Linked DNA regions of Homo sapiens: regions 2 and 3 are each linked to region 1. A link is a loop called in an ENCODE intact Hi-C map of the cell type or tissue named here. Cell type or tissue: endothelial cell of umbilical vein. All regions are shown on one strand.

What was found. Peaks named below come from ENCODE experiments on the same cell type or tissue, not always from the same donor. Only the 100,000 strongest peaks of a DNase experiment are listed, where the experiment ranks them.
Region 2: it touches region 1 in a loop (5-fold over the local background); 3 of 110 quality-filtered maps call a loop at or near these places.
Region 3: a loop joins it to region 1, with 6 times the contacts of the local background. A loop is called at or near these places in 3 of 110 quality-filtered maps.

Annotation. Positions count from the first base shown.
Region 1 is chr13:77,477,272-77,479,771 of GRCh38, forward strand. No RefSeq gene overlaps it. Among named protein-coding and RNA genes, the nearest start is that of SCEL, 57 kb to the right of the region's middle. RefSeq lists enhancers at 550-1,194, 1,195-1,837. In endothelial cell of umbilical vein, a CTCF peak has its summit at 1,303 (motif pointing left); a DNase peak (open chromatin) is centred at 1,120; H3K4me3 peaks cover 537 bases; H3K27ac peaks cover 288 bases; H3K27me3 peaks cover 262 bases.
Region 2 is chr13:77,564,414-77,566,913 of GRCh38, forward strand. All of the region lies in intron 5 of SCEL (sciellin), which reads left to right. Among named protein-coding and RNA genes, the nearest start is that of SCEL, 30 kb to the left of the region's middle. In endothelial cell of umbilical vein, a CTCF peak has its summit at 1,463; a DNase peak (open chromatin) is centred at 1,448; H3K27me3 peaks cover 223 bases.
Region 3 is chr13:77,001,839-77,004,338 of GRCh38, forward strand. It overlaps CLN5 (CLN5 lysosomal BMP synthase), which reads left to right. Exons shown (of 4, transcript NM_006493.4): 4 at 1-2,500. Among named protein-coding and RNA genes, the nearest start is that of CLN5, 11 kb to the left of the region's middle. In endothelial cell of umbilical vein, a CTCF peak has its summit at 960 (motif pointing left); a DNase peak (open chromatin) is centred at 933.

The DNA.
Region 1 (2,500 bases):
GCCTATATGAAAAATATGTACTTATTGACAAAAATATATGAGTAAATATGTTCAATAAATCAATCGCAGCTATGTTTTAGATAGATGATTGGAGAAACTGTCATGGACCTAAGAATCACACTTTTTCTCTTTACTGTCAACAAGTTAGGATGAATCATTTTACTCTGAAGAATAAGGATATGGTTATTTCTCATCATCGTTCAAGCTTGAGTGTGTTCAAGCTTGAGTGTGTCTAAGAGCCTTTTCCTTCAAGGAGCCAGCATGCCATCCACGGAACTCACAACACTGGTTGCCAGAGTTCTCTGCTTTAGAAAATAAAAGTGGGTTGGCTATGACTTCTGTGCTTATTCACTACACCTATGCCTAGAGTCCCTAAAGATTCTTTGGTTGCTTTTGACAATTGCAAATTGTATCTACAGCCACATTTCCATAGTCAATTCAGTGGTAGCTGATTTGAGAACTGCTTCTTGATGTACTAGCACAGTATAGAGATTTTTCTACTTTGAAATGGCTAAAAGCAAAATTATAGGCTGGAAATATGGAAAATATTGTATGATGCAGAGGACCTTAAAATGCTTTCTAGCTTTAAGGTCTAAGATTCTGCAGAGTGCTTAGAATTAATTCTTGATTGTACCCTCCCTACCTCCAGCCCAATTCTCTTTTTGCAAGGATTTTTAAAGAATCAGAGCTGAATGTTTCAATGTCTGTCACCATTTTATCTGCATTTTCACAAGCATTTTAGCGATCATGTGAGTCATTTCTTTCTCACCTCCCACAAATAGCGTGGGTTAAATGGAGCTGTGGGAATTTTTTTTTAAAGTAATAATTCTGACTTCACAATCTTTTAAAAAGACATTGCTTGCATTAAACAGACACACACACACACACACACACACACACACACACACTCAGCAAACAACCTACCAATACTGTTGCTTTTGAATGTTCTGTAAGGTCGAATGCCAATGATTTGTGTTTTGTTGTGTTACGGTTGCCCAGCCTCCTTGATCTATTGTAGGCAGGGTTAAATTACAGAGTGAATTGGGGGACTGACCTCATTACATCATCTGTGCTGAATCACTGTCCTACAACTGTCGTCCTGAAGGCTCGGGCCAGACGTGGTAGTGCTGTCTTTCATTAATGTTACATTAATATGATCAAGAAGATACTTTCTTCTCTTGCTTCTACCCCCACCCCCACCCCTCAGGTCTCTCATTTGCTAAACAATCAAATGCTTTCAAAATCCTGCAAAACAGCTTTCATTTTAAGGTTCTGATCAAAGGACTTGCATTGCAACATCCCCAGTATTTTCACTGCCCTCTAGTGGCTGTTTTCAATTACATTTTGTTTTACAAAGAGGATTGTATCCTTGTTTCTTTACCGTGTTGGGTCTCAAATAAAAAGCTCTGTATGGCAAGTCATCTTCTAAGAACGTGATGTTATTGTGTTTGAAAAGAACAAGAGAAGAATGAGCAATTTTAATCTCGATTTGGCCTCATCTTTGCGGCTGTCTGAAAACTCCAAACCTCTGAAGTGTTAAGTAAATTAACCCACATCTTCATAGCCCCCATTGGTGAATGCAATGGTTTAAGAATACTCGCTCTTTGAAGACCAAACTGCTTTTGTCTGCAACACTCTATTTAAGGGAAAACTAATTCTGGAATCCTGTCCAACCTCATAGCATTCTGAATGATTTCTACTTCCACTCTAATTATCAGCCAGAAGTATTATTTGTAATCATCAGCTTTCAATAATTTAAATAGGTAGTTGTTTGGCCAACTGTTTTTATTCAAAATGCCACAAAAGCTAAAATTCTATGTTGAATTTTATCCAGATGCTGTCTTCTTTTAGGACATGCCAGCTGAGACAGAGCAGTTGTTCATTTTTTTAAAATACCATGTCAGAAGCACATTTTTACTTCATGAATTCAACTGCAATCTAAAACGAAGACTACAGATTTATGTCTCAGTTCAGTTCAGTTGCTTGCCAAAACCAGAGGGAGGACATTTTTTTAAGAATTAATTTAATGGCCAGGCGCAGTGGCTCACACCTGTAATCCCAGTGCTTTGGGAAGCCAAGGCAGGAAAATCGCTTGAGCCCTGGAGTTCCAGACTAGCCTGGGAAACCTAGTAAGACACTCATCCCCCCTCCCCAGAAAAAGTCAAACTTGGTGGTGCATGTGCCTGTAGTCCCAGCTACTCGGGAGGCTGAGATGGGTGGATCATTTGAGCCCAGGAGTTCAAGGTTACAGTGAGCTGTGATGGTGCCACTGCACTCCAGCCTGGGCAACAGAGAGAGACCCTGTCTCAAGAAAAGAAAAGAAAAATAATTAACTCAGCATGCTAAATCACCAAACATAACCACACCCAAGCTATTTTATTCCTCAGAGACTATGGAGATGAGCTTTTCATTGTCTTTTTGAATTCTAGCAAGAACAGTTTTGGTGGTTCCTTTTTTTTTTAATCAATGAAAACAAAGCCCACTGTAAATAAATGTTTTC
Region 2 (2,500 bases), 87 kb after region 1:
ATAGAATGAGTCCAACGTGTGTGCCTCCTGTTAGTTCCTTCTTACATGGAGGGAAAGGGCTCATCTCTACAGGGAAAATAGGGCAACTTCTATTCAGGTTGAAGTATAAATGCCACAAATCAAATTTTTAGTTTAGATTTGGTAGAGGCGCTTAGTAAGCATAAGTAAAGGACAAAGTTAGCATCTTTAATAGGAGTCTTTTGGACTCCTATTAAATAGGCACCATAAGTACCCAAAGCCAGTGCTAGTTGAGTTTACTCCCTGCAGCTAAAGATGTGCTGCAATTGCAGGCAAAAATGGCACCTACTGGGTTTTAAGCAAATACATGGTAACTTACAGCATCCAATAGATTCTAAACTCAGACTATGCCAGTGTTGATTAATGTAGCAAATGTATATACCTTCTGCATTATTCCTAGGCTTTCAAGTCAGTCACCCTAATAGAGGACAATCAATGCTGGTATCCTAAAGAGTTGGTCTTTCTCTTTTAAAAATTATCATCCTTGTCAAAAATGAGTTTGTAGTATATGTACAAGATCTCATCTCCACAGCGGTGCATAGAGAAGAGGTATATAAAATACCTCTGTCCATTCATCCTGGTCTTGCAGATGGTTAATTGAAGAAGGAAACCCTATTTCTAGGAATGAATTTTAAAGTGAGATAATTGAGACTCAAGTAAGGTGGAAAACCTAAGCTTTTGTAGGCTGTGCATCTGAACGTTTATGTCAGGCCAGCCGAGATACAGCCTAGGAATGTGGGAAATAGACTAGACCTCACAGGCAATGTAGTTAGGTCATTCTCAGCCTTAGCTATAAATTAGTACCACTGAGTGGGCTCTTAAACTTTATTGATGCCTTGGTCCTACTACCCCTCACTCCCCAAATTCTGATTTAATTAGCCTGAGGTGGAACTCAAGCATTTTTTTTCAAGCTTATAGAGTAATTCTTATGTGCAGCTGAGATTCAGAACCACCAATATAGCTCAAGCCCTTCATTTTATACCCTCAAAAGCAGGCCCAGAGATTACATGATCTATTTACACACTTTAGTGGTATGTTTGGGCAAAGTATCCTGGCAGCTCATTCCCAAGGCACTAAATGTGGAAATAGATTTGAGGAAGAGAACACAGGGGTTAGTAAAGAAAGGCAAGTCCTGTTAGCAGGAGCTGAACTTCTGTAATACAGACCACTCCAAAATGTAAGACATGAAATAATTTTAGGAGGAAGATGATCAAATATATCTGGTATGTGTGCATTTGCATTTTAATAATGATGCACTTGTTTTAATGAATATGAGAAAAGTACTGAGTTTACGTTTGAAAAGTTCCCTTTAAAATATACTTATGTGTGTAAAATGTGAGGTGTGCAAAAGAGACATAAATAAATGTGTATGTAGCATCCAGAGACAGTGGGTTATAACTAATTTGGAAAACCTAGGTTAGGAGGCCCTCTAGTGCTCCATTGTGAAAGTATAACTTCTCCTTCGGCTTTTCTGATCATGCTGCTAATTACATTGTTTGGTATTTCAAGTCTCCAAGACAGATTTTTATTAAAACAACCTATTTTATATCACAAGTTGACAGAAATTTAATTTCCAGGATAAATACAAAATTAATCTCCCACAGCAATAAGAAATCAACATACATATTGGAATGGTGGTTTAGAGTTCTCTCCATTACCATTGATAGACTTATTCCCCGGGTAGCATGATAGAGACTATGAGAGGTGACTAAAGAGTAAAGGAAGGTCTGTTAACCTAATATATGAGTTTTGGGAACAATCATACTACAGAATCGAATATATGACATTGGATCCCAGTGAACGATTTGGGAGATAGACTACTTTCTACTTGTGTTACCAAGAGAAAGCCATGCAATAACTCTGAGACTCCATTTATTTATCTATAAAATGAAAATCATTATACCTACCTTGTAGGGATGTTCTAGAGAGTAGAAAAAACATATCAAATGACCAGCAAGAAGTACTAGGTATGAGACAAGGAAAGAAGGAACAGGGGCCGAAGTTATGAGATCCCACCGTTGGCATATAATGATAACCTTCCTTATTTGTGCTTTCTGACTCAAGAAGCAGATGAACACACCTTTTCTAGATCTATGAGATTAGAATGATTAAAATCTCTAATGATCATTTGGACTCATTACATGTATTAGTCAAAGTAAACTAATTTGTCAAGGTAGAGTAACTTTTTAACAAATCTGCTTCCTCTCTTCCAAATCTAATGGTTTAACACACTATAAGGTACTACTTGACACATCAGAGTCCAATGTGATTTGCTGGAGTCCATGAAGTGACTCAGGGACCTAAGTTCTTTCTATATTTTAATGCCGCCATATTTATGCTGCCATGCATACCAAAGCCATAGTAGAAGGGGGAATAAATAACAAGGAAGACCACCAGGAGGTTTTACAATGGGTCTGGAAGTGGCAGATAACGTATCTGCCCACACTCTTTAGTCTAGAGCTCAATCACATGGCCCCAACTT
Region 3 (2,500 bases), 480 kb before region 1:
AGACACGTTTGGGTAAACAGGCACCTTCTGACTTCTTCATTGTTTCCTGTAGTTCTCCCTCTTCCCACAAAGCTGTCAGCGCAGTGGAAGAGGTTGCACTTCTCCGAGAGAGGACAGGTTTCTGTTAAGATCACCAAGTAGCTGTGCTTTAATTAGAGCCAGACAAGCTTTCAAGGTCCTTTAAGTATTTGATGATCAACTGAACACGTTTCTATTCAAGGAGAAAACACCATTCAGTAAGAAGATGGAGTAGATATCAGATAAAACAATTCACGTTTAATATGTAAATGTACCAATTATGTGATTCAGTTTCAACTTTCAAGTACTTCCTGAGAGGTTAGTACATTATTATTGAGCTCTCACAGAAAGCTTAATCATAGATATAATTAACCTGATCCAAATGAGTAAAGTGGACCTTAGAAAGGCTAAGTGATCTTTCTCTGGCTATCCAGCTAGTAGTAATGAAGTCAGGTCTTGAACCCCGGTTCTGCTGACTGAATTGGATGCACTATAGTACAGGCTTTTAGCACCGAAGTGTGGTCCTCAGACCAGTGCCTGCCAACCAGATGTTACTGGTCTGTGAGGAAATAAGTACAGATACTGACAGGAAGCTTTTATAAACAATTTATTGGAGTGTTTTTGTTTCTGTTGGGTCTAATTAAAAAAATTGGAGCTTGTATTTTATGTGTCTTTGGTCTTATTTTGTCTAGGAATTCATTTTTGCTGGGTTTTTTTTTTTCAACTGTAGTCCCACAACAGTCTGAAAATAACCCAGTCACCAGATATCTTCCTCAAATACAGAGGGAGAACTTTCTTTCACGCCTCCTTTAGCCTGTCGACTCCTTATAATAATGCCTAAATATTCCAAATTAATACTGCCTCTTTAACCTGCTAATTGTTTTCACAATGTTACAAGAAAACTTGGATCTGTGCATTATCACCATCTAGTGGCTAAACTCAGGCAACACGAACTTCTACCAAACTCAGGAAATTGCTCTGGAAAAACTACAGGATTTTGGATTTCCAGAACTGCCTTGAAGAGACAAAGATTCTTGTACCAAGTTTTGGTCAACTGCAAATCAAAGAACTTGGTTATGCAGGGAAAACAAATGAGGATATCTGTACCTGGAACTTTTAAACAAGATTCTAATAGTTATGTGAAAAAAGCATTCAAGATTTTTGAGTAGGCACAGTGGCTTACGCCTGTAATCCTATCACTTTGCGAAACTGAGGTGGTGGAAGGATCACTGAAGGTCGGGAGTTCAAGACCAGCCTGGCCAATGTGGTGAAACCCCGTTTCTCCTAAAATTAAAAAAAAAAAAAAAAAGCTAGGGGTGGTGGTCCATGCCTGTAATCCCAGCTACACGTGAGGCTAAGGCAGGAGAATCACTTGAACCCAGGAGGCAGAGGTTGCAGTGAGCTGAGATGGCGCCACTGCACTCCAGCCTGGGCGACAGAGCGAGACTCCGTCTCAAAAAAAAAGCATTCAAGATTTTTCATTGTTCCTAAGAATCTTAATTAAATGAAGACAGAAAGCATCATAAAGTCAGGTAACTACAGCACAGACAGCATTAACATTTACAAAAGTATTTCTTAAGAATTAAACCTGTCAGCTCTACTTACAAGATGTAGAGCTTTCAGGTGAAGATGATTCAAGAACATGCTTTCAAAATAGTAGTTGAGAAACCAAAACATAGCCACGCAGAAATCTGCCAATTAAGTTTTGCTGCCCTTTGAGCAATATGACTTAATGTGATTTACTTTAATTATAACTTAAGTACAACTTAAATGCAGTTTCTATTTTGCTATTGTTATAGATGTAGGCTGGGTGCGGTGGCTTATGCCTGTAATCCTAACACATACTTTGGGAGGCCAAGGTGGACGGATCACTTGAGGTCAGGAGTTCGAGACCAGCCTGGCCAACATGGTGAAACCCCGTCTCTACTGAAAATACAAAAATTAGCTGGTTGTGGTGGAGCATGCCTGTAGTCCCAGCTACTTGGGAGGCTGAGGCAGGAGAATCACTTGAATCCAGGAGGTGGAGGTTCCCACGAGCCAAGATCGCACCACTGCACTCCAGCCTGGCAACAGAGTGAGACTCCGTCTCAAAAAAATGTTGTAGATGTATAAAATTTATACATTTTTAGTCTGACTAGGGCTTTAGAGTGAATATATCTCCTCATTAATCTGGCACAAAATTAGTTAAGTAAGTATACCCACAAAGTGTCATCTAATATATTGTTGCATGTAGAGGAAAACACAGTGAAGAAACCTACTAACTTTATTTGGAACCCTCAATATTGGTGGCTCCTTAAAAATTGGAGAAAAAAATCAAGTCTTAGGAAGTCTTATCCAGTTTTATGGTCTGCTGTGGTGGCACTTAATGAATTACCTGGAATTATAGTTCCTGTAAGATGTTTTATTTTTTAAATAGTTGGCAGGCTATACAAAGAGTGATGTTCCAAAACTACACACATGCTTTTTCCCTGTTCACAAAGGC